Regions from separate parts of the Homo sapiens genome. Here region 1 is linked to region 2. The links are chromatin loops, found by intact Hi-C in ENCODE. Cell type or tissue: heart right ventricle. All regions are shown on one strand. Each heading gives the region's core, and the rest is flanking DNA. Links, peaks and the distances in the headings are about the cores only.

What was found. A loop is a pair of places that touch in the nucleus more often than their neighbours do. Peaks named below come from ENCODE experiments on the same cell type or tissue, not always from the same donor. Only the 100,000 strongest peaks of a DNase experiment are listed, where the experiment ranks them.
Region 1: it touches region 2 in a loop (4-fold over the local background); 3 of 110 quality-filtered maps call a loop at or near these places.

What each region holds. Positions count from the first base shown.
Region 1 is chr15:83,258,462-83,269,757 of GRCh38, forward strand. It overlaps BNC1 (basonuclin zinc finger protein 1), which reads right to left. Exons shown (of 5, transcript NM_001717.4): 2 at 9,672-9,771; 3 at 8,375-8,610; 4 at 4,490-6,354. Among named protein-coding and RNA genes, the nearest start is that of BNC1-AS1, 20 kb to the right of the region's middle. In heart right ventricle, for the core only: no CTCF peak of the experiment used is centred there; no DNase peak of the experiment used is centred there; H3K27me3 peaks cover 961 bases.
Region 2 is chr15:83,317,016-83,328,311 of GRCh38, forward strand. BNC1-AS1 (BNC1 antisense RNA 1) reads left to right here. Exons shown (of 3, transcript XR_932542.3): 3 at 1,409-1,648. Among named protein-coding and RNA genes, the nearest start is that of BNC1, 38 kb to the left of the region's middle. In heart right ventricle, for the core only: no CTCF peak of the experiment used is centred there; a DNase peak (open chromatin) is centred at 6,624; H3K27me3 peaks cover 1,661 bases.

The DNA of each region.
Region 1 (11,296 bases), core at 2,315-10,314, 58 kb before region 2:
CATACCCCTTCTCCCAGGAAGCTTTCCTTAACTTCTCATGGTGCCCTCCCATGTGCCCACAGCAGCACTTCCCCCATTGTAGAAGTCATCACATTCAACTGTAATTGCCTGTTTCTGGTCTGTCTCCCAGAATGACTAGACTAAATCAACTAGACTAGTTTAACTAGGACACTGGAACCAGGAGATCCCAGGAGAAAACTGGTCACAAACTATAAGGAACTAAGAAAAGGACTTTATTTCAATGAAATCAGGAAACATTACCTTCTGGGGCTGCACTGTCCAATGATAGCCACTAGCCATATATGGATACTGAACACCTGAAATGTGGCTAGTATCATATGTTGAAAGGATAATATTTTGGATATACTGAAGTTAAATGTTATTAAATTTTACTGCATCTGCTTTTTTACAGTGGCTATAATATTTAAAATTTCATATGAAGCTTGCATCGTATTTCTATTGGATAGCACTGGTCAAGAGCATTGACATACACTTCATCCCAAAAATTCTAAAAGTGTGGTTGAGAATCCAATTGGCTAGAATTGTGTGTGTATGTAGTTTAGTTCATATTTGTAACGTTTCACTATCCTATACCAGACAGAAGTTTTGCAAATGCAGCAGAATAAGCATACCACCAATCTTCCACCCAATGATTACTCTCGAAGGACAGATAATGAGTATCCATTATGACACATGCCTTTTAGTCATATGTTATCATTTGGAATTAACTTGTAAATCAATGTTGGTCTTCCTCAGAAATCCTCTGCTAACTTTTGACAAGCAAAAGTCCTTACCAAGGGGGTTACAATCTTAAAGGTGATAGGAGAATTATTCCAAATAGAGAAAACACTCCCCCAATACATATCAGAATGTATGGCAGAGTCAAGTTGGGAAAACACCTTCACCAAAATAACTAAGAATTGAACTTTTTAAATCCCCAAAGACGTGTGTGGGAAGCTTACTTATGTTTTATAAAATGTACAAAATTTACTGTTCAACTTCTGTCTTCTATTCCCTTACACATATATTCTGGACATAATCAGAATTATACTCCCAGATCACCCACTTTGCAAGCAGCCCTTCTTAACTCCAACTCTGCCCTGTGATTATGTCAGCATTCTGGGTTGAAGGGGCTGGTATGTGCCGACAGAAAACCAGACACTGGGTGGACGTACAGGTTCCAGTACATACAAGTGGTTAAAAAGAAAGACAAACACTTTTATTGGAACCTTGTAAAGAAAGGTCCCTACTGGAACAAAGCAAACCTCTGGGACTCATACTCAACTCCTGAGTATTCCATGCATACTAATGGCTAACTTGTGGGCTCTCGCTCCTCTCAAGCCTTAGAGGGTTAGATACATTTCCTGAGGTGCCATGTCCCCTAAGACCAGTAACTACTACAACTGTAAAAACCCTCTGGATCATGTGCCAGGCTTTGGTTTCTAGGACTCTCCTAATCCTGTACTCACTGCCCATGTCTCCATCTCTTCCCTTCAACCCTACAACCTCTACCTCTCCCCTCCAACTCTTCCTCTTGGCTTCTATTTTGATTAGTTGAGACCAGTGGTTCTCAAAGTGTGGTCTGAGCACCCCTAGTGATCTCTGAGGCCCTTTCAGGGGGTTCCTGAAGTCAAAGTTTCATAATACTAAGATATTATTTGCCTTTTTCACTTTCATTGTCTCATGAGTGAACAGTGGAGTTTTTCAGAGGCTACGTAACACAATTTTGCAACAGAGCATATGCAGAAGCAGATATGAGAATCTAGCTGTCTTCTACGAAGTCAGACATTAATGAGATTTACAAAAATGTAAAACAAAGCCACTCATCTCACTAAATTTTTGCTTTGGAAAATGTAGGGTTTTTTTCATAAACATATGTTAATATATAATTTAAAGTTTTACAATTTTTAAATTTTTAATTTCTAATATGATAAATTTTGATAGATATAACCCAAATAGAGAAAAGCTCTTGAGTAACCTTAGGTTTTAAGTATTTGTAAAGGGGTTATAAGACCAAAACGTTTCAGAGTTACTGGTGTAGACATATCCCTTCTTCCAGGAAGCTTTCCTTAACTTCTCAAGGTGCCCTCCCACAACAGCCTACATTTCCTTCACTGCAGAAGTAATCACATTCAACTGTAATTGCCTGTTTCTGGTCTGTCTCCTCCACTACAGAAGGCCTCTATGGGCAGGGATTATGTCCCCAGCACCTAACATAGACAGTTCTTAATATTTGCTGGGTAAATAAGCATCCAGGGTGTTGTCCCAGTCCCTTCCTGATGGGTCTTGGTAACTGTTGCTGGCAGTAGCAGTGGCTCAAAGAGAAGTTAAATGTCCCTACAGGAATGTGGTTCTCAATCTCTGACTGAGAGAAATGGTGTCAGGTCTGGGCCTGCCCACAAAGTCAAATTTAAAATACTGTAACTTAAATCATAGATTCTAGGTAAAATGCATTTCAAGTTCTAGACTAATTAGTGGTTTTAATTTATAACGCAAGATGCTTTCCTGTTGTGGTGGGGGAAGGCTCGGATCTATTAATACAAATAGGTCAGAACATAAGGAAATATTAAATCTATGAAAAAATAAATATCAAATGAAAAAGTATCTTGAATCCAATATGCCTTCCAATTTAGTAGATATTGTAGGATAGAACAGTATCATAAATATCAAAGATAATATGACCAACATGACTGTCTCTGTAGCAACAGCTTATTCATGAACAAACACTCCTCCTCTTGGAGGCTGAAGAAGGACTGGTTCACTAATTAGGGTGCCTTGGTGGTTTGGTTCAACATCCTATCAGTAGAAACACTGATTTAATATAAACATTTAACTAATATCTCCTGTGCTCTATCCTCTTTGCTAAAGACAATAAGTATGTTCTTATGAGCCCTGTCCAGGAATGTGTGTGGGAGTCTGTACATTTTCACCCTCTTAACAAATTAGGCATTACAACTTGGACCAAGTGGTGGTGTTGAACTGCTTCAAGTCAAGCTTGTTTCTGCAAATGTAGCATTTTAATATTCAGTGTACCATTTAACATTTATCATATTCCATTTCATCAGGCAGCTGATCTTTTCCATAAGCCTCCTGGGGCCATCTTTTGGTATGCTTGCTCTTCCATTTATAGGCTAGGGAGGAAGGTGACCTGAAGAGTGGTTAGGTGACTCAAGTTCATGAAGAAAAGCACAAGCAAGACAGTAACACCACTGCTATCCCCACGGTGATGAGATATGCTCTATAGCGGGGGACTTTGTAAACAGTTTGCCTGCGTGTGTGTGTCATGAAAACTCAGGATCTTTCAACCAGAAATCACAGTCCCTGAAACAACCTGCCAATCACCTTTATTCTTTTATAACTTAATATTTAAAAAACCTTCAATCAAGCAGTGATTCTTCCTTTCAAATGTAGCTGGGTAACTAGAAATAAAGGAAAATATTTTATTCTATGGATTTCATATTATCAAATGAAAATGAGTCACGTTTTGGGACGCTATAGTGGCAATTTAAAAAGCTCCCTTCTCACTCTTATTCAAATAGTTGTTTACGCTTTACTCAACCTGCTAATGTGACAACTAGTTCATGTTTTTTTTTTTTTTTTTTTTTGAGACAGAGTCTCGCTCTGTCGCTAGGCTGGAGTGCAGTGGCATGATCTCAGCTCACTGCAATCTCTGCCTCTCGGGTTCAAACGTTTCTCCTGCCTCTGCCTTCCCAGTGGCTGGGACATGACTACAGGTGCATGCCACCACGCCCAGCTAATTTTTCTATTTTTAGTAGAGACAGGATTTCACCATGTTGGCCAGGATGGTCTCGATCTCTTGACCTTGTGATCTGCCCGCCCTGGCCTCCCAAAGTGCTGGGATTACAGGGATGAGCCACCGCGCCTGGCCATAGTTCATGATTTCTTATCCCACACCCTTGTGGCCGGATGTGTTTCTGAGTTCAGAATTTCTCAGACTTCAGACAGGCAGAATGATGCATATAATGAAACATTGTTAATGCCCTATAATAAATCCATTACTATTTGTACTATATATGTATTTATAAATCCACACAAAAGGAGATTAAAGAAGATTACAAGTAGCCTCACATCACTTCAGGTCAGGTTTTGCAGCCAAATTAGGTTAGGTTTTTGGAAGTAAAAATTCATGAATGTTGAAATATGAAAATTCATAGAACGGTTTCTCAAACTGTAGCCCCCAGAATAGTAACATCAGCATCATCTGGGAACTTGTATTCATGAATGTTGAAATATGAAAATTCATACAACAGTGTTTCTCAAACTGTGACCCCCAGAATAGTAACATCAGCATCATCTGGGAACTTGTTAAAAATGCCAACTCTCAGGCCTCACCCTAGATCTAATGAAGTGGAAATTCTAGGGTGGGGCTCAGAAGTCTGTGTTTTAACAATTCTCCGGGTGATTCTGATGCATGTTAAACTTGAAGAGCCACTGCCTTAGAAAAAATGATTGCCTACAGATGCCTTACCTGTCTCTGCTCCTGCGGGAGGGAAAGGTAGCATTACAGCCCTCCACTGTGCATGTGTGCATTTCTTTGACATGCATATTCTTGTGATGAATTTTCACACTACAAGCATTTTTAAAGGTCTTCTTGCAGATGTCACACTGGAAGCGATTTTCTTCTATCTGCCTTGCTAATGCATGCTGACCCACGTGCTCCAGTTCTTTAGAATCTTCAAGACAAGGAAAAGCCATTCCCCTGTTGGACAAAGCACTGAAGAGTCCCCCAGCCAGCAGGCGCTGCTGCAGTTCCATGTAGTCAGAAAAAGGAACTTGGGGTTCCATCCCAGGTGTGAAGTAGTGTTCATGGCCACCATCCTCGACCTCCCTTGGCACCATGATCAATGCTGGTGTCTGCTCAGTCTCCCTCTCTGAATTGTGTGTGGCCTGCTCAGGGGTTTGGCTGATGGCTCCACTGGACTCAATTACTGATTCACGATGGCAGGGCCTCTCCCCTTCAGGGAAAGGCTTCCCTAAGCCTCCTGACTGTACATGCTGCTCCTCAGATACTCTGTGTGACTGAGGACTGCAGGCCTCCTGCTCATCTTCACTGACCACCTGTAGGGGCATGTCTTCATCTGAGCTGAGGTTGTGTCTTTTCTCATTAGCTATTTCCACAGCTTCTTTCTCTATTTTGATAGGCATACTGGACTTCCTGGATTTCTTCTTGGGAAGGGCATCAAATGGCATTTCGTTTGAAATGAGCTGTTCTGGGATTGAAGAGGACAACAGCGGGAGGGAAGGGAGTATCCCAGGCGTGTTTGCTACCTCGGCAGGCGTGGCTGGACTGCGGTAGAAAGGAAGGACTGGCTGGACTGTCTTTAGGTTGGGAAAAAGCACACCATTTTGCCCAATGTTTGGGAAGGCTGGTTGGCCTTTGGAATCCTCTCCTGAACCAGGGTAGCTGGGAGGAGGCCTACAGTCTGGGGACGTCACTGTGAAACCTGGGCACTTGTAGTTCTCAGAGCTGGCCAGGTTCAGGCTGTTCCTGAGGTCTTTGTCCCGGTTATTTCTGTTCATTGGCATGTGCAGCCGAGGGTTGGGGTTGGCGCTATGGCGATTCCGGCTCCTTAGGGAGCTGAACACCATGTTACACCCTTCGATGGTGCACTTATGCTTGATCTTCAAGTGGACGGCATTGTAGTGGATTTTGAGGGTGCCTTTGTCATAGAAGGTCTTCTCACATGCAGTGCAGAACACCCGGCCCTTCTTTGTACCAAGGCTATTCCTCTCAGGCTTCACTTTGGCCTCAGGGGATAACTGTGTCCTTTCAAACTTAGTGACAATGTTGTATGAGCTGGAGTCACTTAAATGGGTGCTGTCTTCTTTTTTAGTAATAGCATCCGGACAGTTTAAACACTGATCTTTTTCAACCTGAAATGGTGTGGAACTGGAAGTTAAGAAGCTGCTGTCAGGGAAGGGCCCATGGACTTCCTGTTTGGGGTCCTGACTTTGGTCATGACCCTGCTCCAACATATATTGTTCGGGCAATGACCCTATCAGTGCAGGAGGCAGAGGGTTGAAGAACTGGAAAGGCAGCATGAAAGTCATGTTGCTTATGAGGTTCTCAAAGGGGTGTATACTGCTGGGGTTTCCTTTGTCCACAGGAGTGGGGAGGCTAGAACTCCTGTGACTGCAGCTCTCGATGAAAGCCCTGATATCTACATTTGCTGTGGAAGGTGGTATGATGATGGATTGCTCTTCTTTCTCTTGAATTGCCATGAGTTCAACTATAGATTTGGTCTCTCCAAAACGAAGGAACTGCTGCAAGGTGGCCACTTCTTCCTCACTGGTCATGATGCTCCAGTGATCCAACACCTTTCCTGATGCATCCTAAACCCAAACCAGATGTTAGAAGTGTGATCAATTTACAACTCCTTACCCTTTCCTCTAAAAATGTAGTCCACTAGACTATGGGATACTTTTGTGCATATAGGAAAAAGATGAATGCAGGGCTTTGGGGAATTTAGTCCCTGCTCACCCTACTCTCCCAGGCCAGAAGCTTTGTGCAGAACATAAGCTGCACAAATATTAGCAGTAGTCCTACAATTGGTGCAAAAGAGACAAATAAAACCATATTACTCAAGTGAAGTCAGGGAAATGTAGTGATTATTTTTCACCTCATTTCAGACCAATTGCTTGTCTAGCATTAGACATAATAATTTTCCCTGCTAAAATTAAAATATGTATCATTTGAACAATAGTAACTTCTTTATCTAAAGAGAATAGATGGAACAATCAGGCCTAGATGCAGCTCAAGTATTCATTTGCTGCAAGTTTAATAATCTTCCTAAGCAACTAACATCAGAAAACAAATGAACTGTATTGATCTACTGCACACATTCACAAAGCAGGGCTGTAATTACACTGGAGTGTTGGAGATCTTTCAAACTCTAGCAAGGCCTAACTTTTCCCAAAACTACAATAAATATTTTATCACAGAACATGTATTTGATGGCCTACTGAGATTTTTCACAGTGCATGTAAGAGTTTTGAAGATGATGAAGAATGTAACATCATAAATTTTTCATGCACTAGAGGTTCAAGGTAATTGATTCCATATTTTTAATCCTAACACTAGAAAGCAAGATTATTAGGATCATTAAATATTGATCTATGTCCTAACGTAAGGTCATAATGCTACTCTACATAAACGGTTGTTTCTAGTCTGCTGGGGGTCCTGCACTAGAGGTGAGCAAACATTTTTACAGGGGAAGATTATGGTCTTTTGAGTTAAAAAGAAGTGAGTACAAATTCTGGGTCTGCCACATACTAGTGAAATGACTTTCAGCATGATTTTGAGGCACTCTAAGTCTCTGGTTTTTTGACTGGAAAATGGGGATAATATGCCTAAGCTTAAGATTATTGGGAGTGGATCTAGGTCTACAAAATTGTTTTTAGTGTTCATTTTAATTACATGGCCTACCTCAGTAAGACTGACATCTATGTTGGTCTTGGAAATATGTTCGCCTCCCATTTCATTGAAATTTTTACCAAACTTTGACATTTTCTAATGTAATGGCAAGAAAATACAATGCTGTAGCTGTTTCATATCTTAAAGGAATGATGCTTCATCTCAGGAAACATGTTCTTTGCTTCTAAAAACACCTTGATAGCCTCTTTGGAAATGAAACATGAAGCCTACACACTCAGCATGATCTGGGAACAGAGGTAAACTACTCTGCAAAATAAAGAGGACAGAGAGGATGAAGGGCTTGGAATACTGGAGAAAAGAAGAGAATATATGAAGATGCCAAAAGAAAACTGGGGTGTGGGGAGGGAGGGAGGGAGGGAGACATACACACACACACACACACATATAGAGAGAGAGATTGAGAATGAGCAAATGCATACATGAACACAGAAATATAAAAAATAGAGCCTAAGAAGGAAGAACATCAGTGAGATGGCAGAAGGCTTTAAAGAACAGGAAGGTGTGCTATGAAATTATAAGTTGTTTGCTGTGTGGTTCATGTAAGTTCCCTTTCTCAATCCCAAACTCTCAGTAAAATCTGATACAGACAGATCTTGTGTCAGTAAGTAGTTTGGGACTAATGAAAGACATGGAGGCAGCACCTGAAATGGGGCAAATGGTTTATTGTGGAAGAGGTAGTTTAGTAAAAGCCAAATCAGAGAATATGTAATGCTCCTAAAGCTTCATAGGTATCTTGGAGGAAAGCCTTGGACTCCCCCCAAGAACATGAGGTAGGGGCTTAGGCCATTAGAAAAGAAGTATTAAAGGGAAAGATGGCCACCAAGGGCTGTAGCATTGGGAGGTAACTGGGTTACGTCAGTTATATGGGCACAAATTTCAGAAAGCACCCTAGGAGGACAATGTTCATGTTTACTGTACCTGCAGTACGTATCCACGGATATAATCCTGAAGTGTCCAGTCCAAGGCATGGAGGATCTGGAGAACCTCATCTTGCTTCAACACACTGAAGAGCCGGTCCAGTAGGATTTTTAGGCGAACGGGGATGGCCTGGGTCCCATAGAGCATGAGGCTGCTAATATCAAACACTACATTGGACTGGACAATCTCCACCTGGCTTGTTGGATACATGGGGGGGATCCTTAGCTTACTTAGAGCTGAAAAATCAAATTGAGGAAATGTCATTTTGAAAAGTTCTAATTGTAAGAGAAACACTGCAAAAAAAAGTAGGTTAGGACCAATTCTTGGTTATTTATTCCACAGAAAATACATGAATATACAAATGATTAAATACCTTAATAGCTATGAAACTTCAAATTATTTACAGGAACTTCTAAAATACATGAACTAGCCTGAGACTTTTCTCCCTTTCTTGTGGCCTTGCTAAGGAAAGAAATAGTCACAAACAAGGAAGGAATAAGGAAAAGGGGTAAAAACTGAGGTGGGAGGTGCATAATCAAGAGAATAGCTAATCAGGAAGCATAGAGTCTGGGGGTAAAGAATCTGGGTTTGGGAATCTGAGAGACCTGAGTTTGAGCGTTAGTTGTGGGGCTTGACATTTTCTAGTTGTGGGGCTTAACAAATTAACCCCCCTAAGGCCACGCTGTCCAATGTAATAGCCATCAGTCACATATGGCTATTTACATTTAGATTAAGTTAAAATTAAACAAAATTTAAAACTCCATTCCTCAGTTACACTAGTCACATTTCAAGTACTCAGTAGCCACAAGTGACTACTGTAGAGTTGTCAGATTTGGCAAATAAAAAAAGATTCCCAGTTAAATCCAAACGTAAATTTGAGATAAACAATGAATGGGTAGGATATACATATACTAAAAATATTCATTGGGATATACCTAGGCTAAAAAACAATCTGTTGTTTATCTGAAATTCAAATTTAACTAAGCGTTCTGTATTTTATCTGGCAATCCTAGCCTAGAGGCTGTAATAGATAGAACAGAATACTTCTATCATTACAGAATGATAGCAATGAAGCACTAGTTTCTACATCTTTAGAATGAGGTTAATAAGACACTTCCCATATAGAGTAGTTAAGATTCAAGACTCTTTGAATCTTAGCCTGTTACCTGGGACATGCTAGTAACTTACTAGTTTACTAGTTAGTTGTCATTCTTAAGATATTAAATCAGTTCCTGAATAACTCTAAGTTACTTAGAGGTAACACTACAGGCCAAGAGAGGGTGAAAAATAAAGTTACCGTGGGCCACCCATCCATGCTTGCATTGGTCACACTGACGGTGGTTTATTTTCCCGGGTTTGAAACTTTGGCAACTACAGTTCAGAGTACAGCTGATAGCCTGAAAAAGAGGAGAAAACAGGTATGTGGAGCATGTAAGTGATGTGTGAAACATTCATTGTATTTCAAACAAAACATATTCCTCCATTCGGCAGCACTTATTGAGCAATATGTGCCCACTGTGTGCCAGGCCCAGAAGTGTATATTGTACTCTGGAAAGATGAGCAGCCACCCCTGCACCTGGAGACCGTGAACACATTACACAGATATTCCACATTCAAGAATGAGTTTAAACATCAGAACTTTTTATAAGAAAAGATTATGGGTTAGAATGAAATCTCCTGCACTGTTATTAAGCTCATAGAAAGGGTAAACATATTTTCACCAAATTTCTAAGTTGACTAAAGCAGCAACCCTGGAAAGTATACAGAAGCTGTCTTGGAACAAGTAAAAGGGAGAATAATATGAACTGAGAGTAATCTACATATAAAATTTATTTCCCCCCACCCACAGATATGGTAGAAGCTGAAAATACAAATAAGATTTGAGAACATGTAATAGCTGACTACACTGAGGATGATTCCCTGACGCCATTCACTGAACTATGTGACTGTCAGAGACAGACACAGGCTGAACAAGCCTTGCATCAATGCCCCTTGCATGTTATGGTGCCATGTTTTATGTGGGGGCATAGAATGTACAAAAATATAGCTGAAATTGAAAATAGAGATGTACATGTCCAACAAAGTTCCAGTATTAAAAACAAAGCTTTGTCTGAGCGTGGTGGCTCACGCCTGTAATCCCAGCACTTTGGAAGGCCAAGGTGGGTGGATCACGAAGTCAGGAGTTCAAGACCAGCCTGGCCAATATGGTGAAACCCTATCTCTACTAAAAATACAAAAATTAGCCGGGCATGGTGGCACATGCCTGTAGTCCCAGCTACTCGGGAGGCTAAGGCCGAAGAATCGCTTAAACCCGGGAGGCTGAGGTTGCAGTGAGCCAAGATCACACCGCTGCACTCCAGCCTGGGCGACAGAGCGAGACTCCCTCTCAAAAAAACAAAAACAACAATGACAAAACCCACAAAGCTTCACGTATATTTTTAAGATGAGTTTCTCAAAGGAGATACAGTACTGAAGAATATAATCTATTATTAAACAGAAAAAGCCCTCAAAGCAGCTTTGTCAGTGAGGTTCCTGGGAAGAGCTGCTGGGTAGAATTTGTATGATTCACAAGAGTCTTGAAACTGGGAAGTGCGTGTGTGTGTGTGTGTGCGCGCGCATCTGGAGGAGGGATAAAAAAGCCTTACAATTAAGGTTTAAACCTCTAATCTGCCAATTGAGGGACTATGTGGCCCTGCATGGGGGAGAGGGAAAGGAGAATCTAGCTGAAGACTTGGGAAATTCATTTTAAGGAGTATATGATCAGTCTCCACTTAAAAATTGGTTGCTGGTGGGATTGTAAAATGGTACAGCCACTTTGGAAAACATTCTGGCAGTTCCTCAAAAAGTTAAACATAGAGTTACTATATGACCCAGAAATTCCACTCCTAGTTGTATACCCAAAATAACCAAAAACATGTCTAC
Region 2 (11,296 bases), core at 2,146-10,145:
GTAGAAAAACTGCAATTCGCAGTATGCACCTCTACCAGGGTTCTTTTTTTTTTTTTTTTTTTTTTTTTGAGGCGGAGTCTGGCTCTGTCACCCAGGCTGGAGTACAGTGGCCCAATCTCGCCTCACTGCAAGCTCCGCCTCCTGGGTTCATGCCATTCTCCTGCCTGAGCCTCCCAAGTAACTGGGACTACAGGCACCCTCCACCACGCCTGGCTAATTTTTTTTTTTTTTTTTTTTTGTATTTTTAGTAGAGACGGGGTCTCAACATGTTAGCCAGGATGGTCTCGATCTCCTGACCTTGTGATCCACCTGCCTCGGCCTCCCAAAGTGCTGGGATTACAGGCGTGAGCCACTGCACCCGGCCTTTACCAGGGTTCTTTTGTCTCCATTGCCTCACTTGTGGAAATCACATCTCCGGACTTACAATATGTGTCATCCTGTGCCGGTACCCTTACTGCCAGGGTCATCCATATCTGTATGAGTGTGCAGAGATGGTTGTACTGGATGGTGTGTGTGTTTGTGCACGCATGTGTGCAAAGGCAGAAGAGCCCTTACTGGGCAGTGCCCAACATAGGTGGAGGGCTAGCTTCCTGGCTTTCTGGTGATGATAAAGAAGGTACAAATATATCTTCCTTTTATTTTTGTTAGACTCTCTGTTTTGAGAAGCAAAGCCAGATCATTCCATGAGCTGAAAACTAAAGTAAGGTTATACAATTTCTTCTCTGTCTGCCCATGTCTAATATCTGTTATTCCAAGGTTTTGTCTTTTTATTGTCTTTGTTTTCAACATTGTAAATTTTTTGAAAAAGTCTTTTCCCATGTTTCATGGGCATGTTAGTGACAAGTCAAGAGAGGGTGCATTGGGGTGTGGTGGTCAGATGCCATTTTGAAATAGAGTGGCACATTCACATTAGAGGCCTGTGTCTCAGGAGAGACGTTCCTCCATCTCAGATTCAGGAGCTATGGCATCACTTCTACTGCATTTTGGTTTAAAAATCACACTTGGACTGAAAGGGACAGAGACAGTACAAAATAAAAAGAGGCTTTTAGACTCCAAGAATTCTGTTGGTGAGAAGCAAGCTGAGATAACTATGCAGCTGCAAACATAGGTTACTTCTCATGAAAAAGGAAGGAAAACCAGAGGGTGGGACCAAGAGTCCAGAGAATGGAGCCAAAAGTCATGAAAATCCCCATTGAGCAGCAATAGAACTGAATCCTAATCAAGGAATTTCCAACATTTGCCCATCTGGATTTCAGAACTGCTACAGACCAGTAACTTCTGCATGCCTCCTGTTTTACCCCCTTTTGAACAGGAGCTTCTCTAGTGGGTGTCCATGCTTGTCCCACCATCATATGTATGTTGGGTGTGTGTGGATGGGGGTGCAGATAGCTGTATCTGTAGTTCACAGGTCTTCAGATTGAGAGGATTTGTACCCAAATAGCTGTACTTAAGGAACTACAACTGAGGACCCTCATCCGCATCTGGACTTGATGTAAATGATGGGATTTGGACTTACAGCTGATGCTTGAATGGGATGAGACTTTTGGTGGCCTTGGAAGATGGTGAGTATCTTTTACATATGGGAAGAATGTAAATAATTTGTGGTCAGAGGGTGGATTTTGGTGGTTTTAAAAATATGTCCACAAATTCTTTGATACTTTTTCCCCTTCAAAAGGTAGACCTTAATTCCCTTCCCTTGAGGGTGGGCTAGACTTAGTGACCTGTTTCTAATGAATAGAATATGGTATTAAAGATGGTGTGTAGCTTCTGAGACTAACTCATCAAAGACATTGTGGCTTATTCCTTGTGCTCCTTCTCACTTGTTCTGGGGGGAGCCGGCTGCCATGTTGTGAGAGCCCTCAAGCAGCCATATGGAGAGATCCACATGGTGAACAACTGAGGCCTCCTGCCATTGACCATGTGAATGAGTCCTGTTGGAAGTGGATTCCACATGCCCTGTTAAGTCTTCAGATAACTGTAACCCTCGTCAATGCCTTGACTGCAATCTCATGCGCGATTCTGAGCCAGAGCTACACAGCTAAGTCACTCCCAAATTCCTGACCAACAGAAACTATGAGATAATAAATGTTTGCTATTTTAAAACACTGTGTTTGGGTAATTTGTTACACAGCAATAGATAACACATGGATACAGTGCCATTTTGGCAGAGTTTGAGTCCTGACACCTTTTGGTTCTTGACATCTATCTGGAAAGAGGACCCAGGCCAAGATCTCTCCAGAGACAGTGTATGTGGCAGAGATCTTCTCAGAGAGATGTACCTGTATCATAAGTGTTACATACAACAAGTCTTTACAAACTGAAAATTTGTGTAGCCAGCTCACAAATCAAGAAAAAATTCACTATTACACCCAGAAACTCCCCTCAGGCCCCCTTCTAGTCATTACCCTTGCAAAGGGTATCTTGACCTCTAGCAGCAAAGAGTTTTGCCTGTTTTATTCCTTAATGGAATAACTGGAATCATACTCTTTTGTACCTGGCTTCTTTTACTCAACATTGTGTTTATGAGATGTATCCAAATTGTTGCATGTAATTGTAGATTGCTCATTATAATTGCCCTACAGGGGCAGTTATTCTATTGTGTGAAATCCTACAGTTTACTTATTATCCATTCTACTAGTGATGGGCATTTGGATGGTTTCCAGTTTTGGCCTATTACAAATAGTTCAACTAGGAACACATAAAAATAAGTTTTAAGATACGTACATCCAAAGATTGACAAACAAATATGCAGATTATCTTCTATGGTTTACTTTTCCAATATGGAAAAGAAGAAACAGAAAGTTGTAAAAATAATTTAAATAAATGTTTCCAGTAGCTCATCTGAATTACTTCTACTAAAAGGCAGCACGAAATGCTTCCCATTGGAACCACTAATTCCTGCTTGTTCACTGACTGCCCATGGTGTGCAAAGCTCTGAACCCTGCCCTGTTCTCCAGGAGTTTTCTCAAGCATAGCAAGCGGAAAGGGCAAGGACCCCTGGGGGCTGGGATGTAGGGCAGAATGCCATAAAAGTCGAGGAGATACCTTGATGAGGGGAGTTCAGGGAGATCAAGGAGGGGTTCCTGGAGGGTGGGTCCTGGATAATAGACATAAGTAGACACTCAGAATTGAGGATGAAATGGAAATGAGAAAAGTCACAGAGGTTGGCATTATCTATAAATAGCCCACTTCATTAAAATGATTTGATGAATATCAGAGGAATTAAAAACAAGTCTTCATCCAGCACTCTTCCCACCAACATCCCCGTTGTTAAAGAGCATGGCGGCTTTTTTCTACAGTAAATAAACCTAACTTCAGATGCAGCTTTATTTTTCACTAACATCATCTGAAATTGAGATTTGATTTAAGTTAAAAGATGCTAAGTTCATTCATTCATCCATTGAATATCAATTCTATGTGTAAGTCACTGTCCCACACCACTGAGGATGAAAGTAAATGAAGGATGGTCCGAAACAAACCAATTCCAAACGATCTTACGTAGTACTGCAGCCCACAGAGGGTGGTTGTGAAATGGTTAAGCAACAAATTCCTGGGAATGTTTGCCACAGGAAGCTTGGTAAAGTTGATGATATCTGCACGGTGGGGGAGACATTTTCAAGTTGTTCTCAGCCTGGAAATAGTTCCCTCCACCAAAAAAACAGATGCTGTAAAACCTCCCTCATGGTCACAGTGGTAATCAGAGATGTAGACTGCTGAATGAAGCAAGTGTTTATGGGCAAGAAGTGAATGGCACAAAGACAGAGCACTGATGGAGCCATGTAGTGGACATTTTGCATTGTGCATACCAGAACTCGTGGCATGTGCACAGTAGCCATTAGGTATGGGTCTACCCAGAGCTATATGAATTGTGTTGATGAAGATGTGCTTAGAGTGTAAACTCTGAGCAATTATGGATAGAGAGATAGAGCCCCTTGCTATTGATGTGAAAGCAGTGAACAACCAGGAGGAGTACTTTCTCATATTATCCATGTGGAATGTGGCATGGCATAGGGCCAGAAGAGGACATGGGGATGATGTAAACTCAAGACAATGACAGAACAAGATGCAACCAGCATGTGAGAGAATTCTCCTTCCACATACAGCTGAGAGCCTCAGTGGGGGCAAAAGTGGATGTGAACATCAGAACCCACTATGTTGTAGAGCATTTGCATTACAGCACATATATATATAAATAGGATTAATCATTCTGGAAGCTGCATGGGGCACATTTTAAAAGATGAATTTAATTCTCAGTAATATGAAGTGCTTGGATAAGAGCAGCCTGATAGATAAAAAGACCAAATGGAGTAATTCTTTCTGCTGCCTTTAAAATTCTGACAAAGTTCTGTCTCAGTAGTTCTAAACAAGATAGCCTCTGCTCAGTGACCAGAGCCCGTTATGTAGACTGGCATGCTGGCAAGGCCCTGGTCTGAGAGTAAAGATCCCATGATACAGCAACAAGGAGCATCCCTGAATGTTCTCTCTCCGGGATGTTCTTGTCTTACCAAAAGACCAGCCCCTGAAATACTACAAGGCTCTGGAAAGTCATTCTGCTGGCAGTTGGCATGTGTGGACAGTGACCACCAAGAAGGAAAAGACTACCCTTTTCACACATGGCAAAGCATGCCCTCTCCCTCCTATTTGTAGGAATTTTTGGTTATCTATGGAGTCCCATGTTGCCTAAGTCCTCCTGGAGGTGCTAAACACACAGTGGAAGTACAAAAACCCACACTCCCTACTCTAAGCCAAAGAGCTCTGCGTTTAGTCTTTTTATACAATAGCCTGGTCTCACTTAAGCACCGCGTTTTACAGATGGAGAACTGGGGGTGGAGAAACTGTGGCCTATCCAGGGTCCCATTGAGCGTCAGTGCTGTACTTGGGCAGAAGCAGCCCCGGTTCCATGGAGATTCCTTCTTCAGGTCTCTTCCATCAGCACTGCCTCCTTCCTGTGGGTAAGGCCTCCTTCCCCTGCCCCCCAAAACTCAACCCAGATCCTTCCCAGTGGTTGCTTTCACATCTAAAAATAAAAGAAGAGTGGCAAAGAGGCTAATCCTCCAGAAAAGGTGTGTCCATGTTGCTAAGATGAGTATACCTCAAGTCAGTTCCTTGCAACAATGGGGATTTCTGAGAGAGAGCAGCTGGTCAGGCAAAGTGGGGAGCTGTGCCCACTGAATCTAATGAAACAGCTGCTGAAGTTAGATATACGGTATCCGAACACTTAGAAGGGTTTAATCCTCTCTCCTGCAGCCTTTTCTCTTGGTATTTCCTGAGGACCGAATGGGGCCTGCAGCAACTAGCTTTGGGTCTGACTAAGCGTTTTTGTTTTTTTTTTTAACTGGAGAGGAGCAAGCTGCAACGAGGGCCTCATTCCTGGTTGGGTGCAAGACCCGGGAAGAGGCAGAGCAAGGCTGAGAGCTGGGGTTCTTGGCCTGGGGCCTGGGTGTCCTTCAAAGAGGGGAGACCTAAAGGCATGTGGCTATACATTTACAAATGCATGAACACAGCTGCAAGATACTGATGGGCTTCAGAAACAAGAACAAATCCAGAATTCTCCCTCATAGCTAAAGGCAAAAAAAGTTTTCCTCCAGGAATAGGTTCTTCTTCAATTGTGAAACATTGGATATAGGAAGAGAAGATCGCCACATGCTGGAGCATAGAGTGTTACAAAACCTTTTCTTCTGAAACTTGACTTTTCATGCAAGTGCATGGAAGTTTACAGAGTGTTATGATGAGATATCTGTTAAACCAGTAAGACCCCAAAATAAAAATGCCTCTATGGTGATAGAGACCAGAACAGTGAGAACCTTTGCGGGTAGGCTGTCCACCGTGAAGGGAGGGGAATAAGGGAGTCTCTGGAGTGCTGGGAGTGTCCTAAACCTTGGTCTGGGTGGTGGCTTCTTGGGTATGTGCATGTGTAAAAATTAAAAAGTCATCAGGGGGCACACTTGAGATTTGTGCATTTTACTCTATGTAAGTTATGCCTCAATAAAAAAAGAAAAATAAAAATTTTAAATGCTGTTTTCATTGCTTTGCTATGCCAGCAGTTTGGGTAGGCGCTTTTATTTCCAAAAGCTAAATCATGTATAACTTATGTAATATTTCAAGCCATCTCTGGAGTTCTCTCCTATAATACCTTTTGTGCCCAAGCTCTTATCTTATAAAATGTGACTGACTTTTAAGGGTCAAAGATGATTTTTCTCCATCTGTCATTCTTGTCCATGGCAAATGTGGACATGTCATTCGGAATGTAGCATGGAGGCCCTGATGAAATTGGAAAAGCATGTGGAGATAAAATTCACTCTGGGATGAATCCAGACACTTCCTGCCACTGGCCAGATGTCACAGAGCTGGAAGCCACCCTCCCAGGGGAAGCGATTCAACCAGCCTAAGCCAGATGTGTAGGAAGCTGCCTCGGACCCACATGCTAACACTATCCCAATTGTGTAGAGCATATGCTTTCAGTCAAGAGTGAAGAATGCGGGAAGGGGTACATGCCAGGAGTCTTTCAAGCATGGCCCACCAGTCAGCCTACAGCACGATGCACCGATGCGTCCAGTCAGCAGATGTGTGTCACCATGACGCAGGCTGAGGCTGGTTAAACAGTAACAGAGCTCAGTGACCTAATGCTCACACTCAGCCCTTCCTGAGAACCTCGCGCCACAGTTGTCATGCTGTGGGATGTGTCAGCTTGATTCTGAGGCTGCCTGGAACATCTGTGCTTAAACTACATGGAGTGGCAGAAACGCCCCTTCCTGTACCCAGCAGTGTGTCAAGAGACCTCAGTGAGCTGCCAGGGAACATGGGTGCAGTGCCTTTTTGCTCCGTGTTATTTTGAATAATCGCAAATGCAACTGCATGGCAGGCTGTTTGGGAAAAACTGTTTAGTGACTGAGTTTTGTGTCCTGGTGTGGCTTTCCAGGAGCCCATGCTGCCTGCAAGGATACCCCTCTGTGCCCCTTGGTAAGCCTCCAAGGCCTCCACCTGCCCCTCCCCTTTATAGAAAGATCTGAGTGTAGAATTTGTCCCAATGTTCTAAACTGACTGAGACAGACTTTACAAGAATCCTACCTGCTCTGATTACAAAGAAGGAAATGTGTATGCCTACTTGCTCACAAGTGCATGTGCACACACACACACTTCTGTGTGTTTGAGAGGAAGCAGGCAACCACACATAATGTCGTTCAGAGAAAGACACATGGATGAAGAGACAAGGACAGAGACATCCCAGGGCAGCCTATACATACCCACAACCCCTTGGTTGGCCAATAGCAGCAAATATTGTACTGAGGCAGAAGTCATGGTACGTAGTTTTCATGGGCAAATATGGTTGGGCAGATGTGGAAACATTTCTTAGCATTTGTTCACACCAATTGCTCAGAAACCAGGCCATGGAGGGCTCTACTCCACAGTGCTTTCATCTGCAGACCTCCCAGCCTCTGCAGAATTCACTGATACTGCATGAGGACACCATCGATAGACTTGTTAGGCTGCCATTTTTGGCAAAGACACACACACATGTTCTCCTCCTACCTAGACGCTGGGAAAGTCAAATCTACTTCAGTCATCACTTCACCTCATCAAAAACTATGGCCTTCCTGTCTACCCAGAGATCTTCCTTTATAGAAATCACAGCTCTGCTTGCTTAAAAGCTGATCCTTAGAGCTGCAAGCACCAGAGAAACTGTCATGCATAATGTATCTCTTTCCTTTAGGTCATCAGCAGTACACTGTGTGCACTGACCTGTCTGCCAGTCACCATTTCAGTACCAAGCACTAAAAACAGTCCCCAAAAAGTTGTCTAAACCTCATATTTTTGGGGTGGATTCCCCTCCCTTCACAGAGAAAATTCACAGGGTAAAGCAATGGTCATGATAATACATACCTGTGGCTCATCACCAGTCATTTACTTGGCTTTAGAATTTGTTTTTGTGCTTACACTGGAATATGAGTCTGCCTAAGGCTGTGGGAATTCACAGCTCTTTAGATAAACTAAATGATCTTCCCTTTAAAGACCTGACTCAGGCAGAACCAAAGGTGGTTTAGTCTCCTGTTCTGCCTCCCCACTCAAAACCAGGCTTTGCACGCTGGATTCAGACACGTTGGAGCTAGAGGCAAGATGCCAGCCTAGGAGGAGCTTCCCTGATCACCTAGGTGCAATGGACTGAATAAATCCTTTTAGAGTTTCAGCTAATCTGCAAAGTGAGGAGCTTATAGTTAACCTTTTCTCATGCTCCCCACCCCCATCCCATGGGTCCCTATCTACAAGTTTCTGTTTCCTCACTGTCATCATCCCAAGACTCCTTTTCATGCTGTTAATACCCATAGGACTTCACTTAATTTTCACATGTGATGGTTAAATTTTATGTATCAACATGGCTAGGCTATGGTGCCCACTTCTTTGGTCAAACACTAGCGTAGATATGCTTCACATCTACAATTAGTTGACGTTAAGTAGAGGAGATTGCCTTCAATAATCTGGGTACCCTCATTCAATCAGTTGAAAGCCTTAAGAGTAAAGACAGATTTCCCAGAGATGAAGGAGTTCTGCCTCAACACTAACACAGAAATCTTACTGTAGTTGCCAGCCTGCCAGCCTGCCCTACAGATTTCAGACTTGCCAGCCCCCACAATCACGTGAGACGATTCTTTAAATCTCTTAATGTACCCGCACACTCCCAACACACTATTGGTTCTGTTTCTCTGGAGAACCCTGACTATTAGAACACAGTTCCCATTCCTATTTCCTCAACTTGTCTATTTCCTCCATCTCCACTGCCAGGTCTTCTTTTTGTTGTCCTCCCTAGACAATATACACAGCCCCTCTTCCCCCTCTCTGTATGCATATGCATTTTAAGATCTCAAAGTAGTCTTCAAGAAGGTCTGGGTTTTTGTTTTTGTTTTTGTTTTTGTTTTGAGATGGAGTTTTGCTCTTGTTGCCCAGGCTAGAGTGCAATGGGGCCATCTCGGCTCACCGCAACCTCCGCCTCCTGGGTTCAAGCGATTCTCATGCCTCAGCCTCACGAGTAGCTGGGATTACAGGCATGTGCCACCACACCTGGCTAATTTTGTATTTTTAGTAGAGACGGGGGTTTCTCCATGTTGGTCAGAGTGGTCTCGAACTCCCAACCTCAGATGATCCGCCCACCTCGGCCTCCCAAAGTGCTGGGATTACAGGCATGAGCCACCATGCCCGGCGAAGGTCTGGGTTTTACTTTTAGGAAACTTTCTTCTTTCAGCTCAACCTCACCGCCTGGCTGGAGGCCTCACTCACTCACCATGAGTGGCCTCTCAGAGATCAGCTTCCATCTGGACTGCAGTGAGGGAGGCCCATGTCTCCACATTCCAGGGAGTACAAATGGAGATGTCCAGGCTCTGGAAGCCTGAACCCTGAAGGGCATGGGATGAGGGCAGTACCCTGTCTTTCCTTGGGTGACCCAAACCATCTTTGGCTGCCATTGTGTCTAACGAGGTGATCAGAGCTCGGGGAAGGTCTCACTCACTGTCCTACTGTCTGCTTTCCCTGCACTTTGAGGTTGCTGCCTTCCTCTGACACCTTGTCTCCTAAAAAGCTCCTTAGTTAACAGCATGGATTTTGGTGGGGGGCACTGAAAGCTCCAAAAGGGGAGCCTACTATTTTACATATGTATTTATTTTATAGTTGTACCCTGGTTATTTTGTTTATTTGGTGGAAACTGGTTAGATGGTTTGTTGTCTTCAGGGAAAAGGGCTAGAGAGGTAAATATAAGGTAGGAAACTATGGAGGAATGCCAGTACCTGAGAAAAAATATCACCACTAGTATGTTAGTACCCCAAGAGCAGGTTTTTGTCTGTTTTGCTTCCCTGGCACCAAAGATAGTGCCCAGTACTCACAGAAAGTCAAAAAATGTTCACTTAATGAATGAGATGAATCATTTTGTTAAAACACCCTGCCTGTCTCCAGAAATCCTGAGATGTTGTTTTCTTAAAAGCAACAGACAAACAAGCCAAAAAAAATAAAAAATAAAATCCCTTGGAGTATTAACTCTTGATTTTCTGAGAAAATGGCAAAGAAGGGCCATTTGGGTTTATTTGTGCATTCAACATACATTTCTTACACTCCAGTCATGGCCAAGCACTGGGCCCAGAATCTCTGGGACTTAAGCTGATGAAAGAATGCAGCTCCAACCTCGCGGAGCTCCCATCCAATGGCAGACAGACGAGGGCCCTGATAATTACGACACAATGTGATGAGTGTTCTCAAGTCCTGGAGAGGGTCTCCAGGAGCCAGGGAGGGAGTGACTAACTTCTGACTGCCTGGGGGCCTGAGAGAAGGCTGGGACTTGAAGCCATAACAGGAGTTCACATGCCTGACAAGGGGCAGGGTGAGGGAAAGAGTCCAAATTCTACCTTGGACCATGGTTCCATCAGATTACACACTTACCAGAGTTGCTGATGGGGAGCCAGATGGACAAGCAAATATTGGCTCTCCTTTCCTTTTTCTCCTCTATTCCTGGGAGAGATGCTAATGAACAACAGTGGCCAAGTGGCAGGTGAGAGTAAGGAAGAAACTGGATCATGGGCCAACTGGATAGCCATCCCCTCTGAATCATGTGGCCATGGCTGTACTTGAAGTCACCAATGTGGAGCCAGGCCGATAATCCCATGGCTACCCCATAAGGGTGGGCCCTTGGAGGAAGAGGTCCCATCTGTGACATTTACTTGGTTTACCACCTTGCAGAGAGCCAGCCACTGGGGGCTGCTTAATCAGGACAACTTGATAACATGATAGACAGGGATTCTTAAGACAAAAGGTAGCTGCTCTGAAGAGAGTGGGTGCTGCTAAAAACCTGTTGCCTCTTAATTGCTGTGGAGTGGAATATGCCAAGGTATCTTAATTCAAATCTTACCTCACCGTCCTGGGGACCTTTTGTTGCTGTAAGTAAGGATGGTCGTCGGTTCCAAGAAGAAAATTAAAGGCTGCTCCCGAGATGAGCACAGTCATTTGGATGAAAGAAAACACATGGTTGCATTTAGAGATCAGATCTCAACAAGACAGGGCACCACCTCCTGCCCAGAGAGGAACAGGCCACAGGATGCAAAACTGGAATTTATATGAGAATACTTTGCCCTTATTATAGCACCTCTAGCAGAGAATCTTGACACACGTTTCAGGCACTAATTAGTTCTTGCATCTATTGCCATGGGTGCACATTGTATTAATATGTGCCCATTTTCCTGATGGAAGAACTGACAAGGAGGAGATGGGCAGAAAAGATGTTTTTAGAGGAAATGATGCCATGTCTGCTTCAGTATGTTCA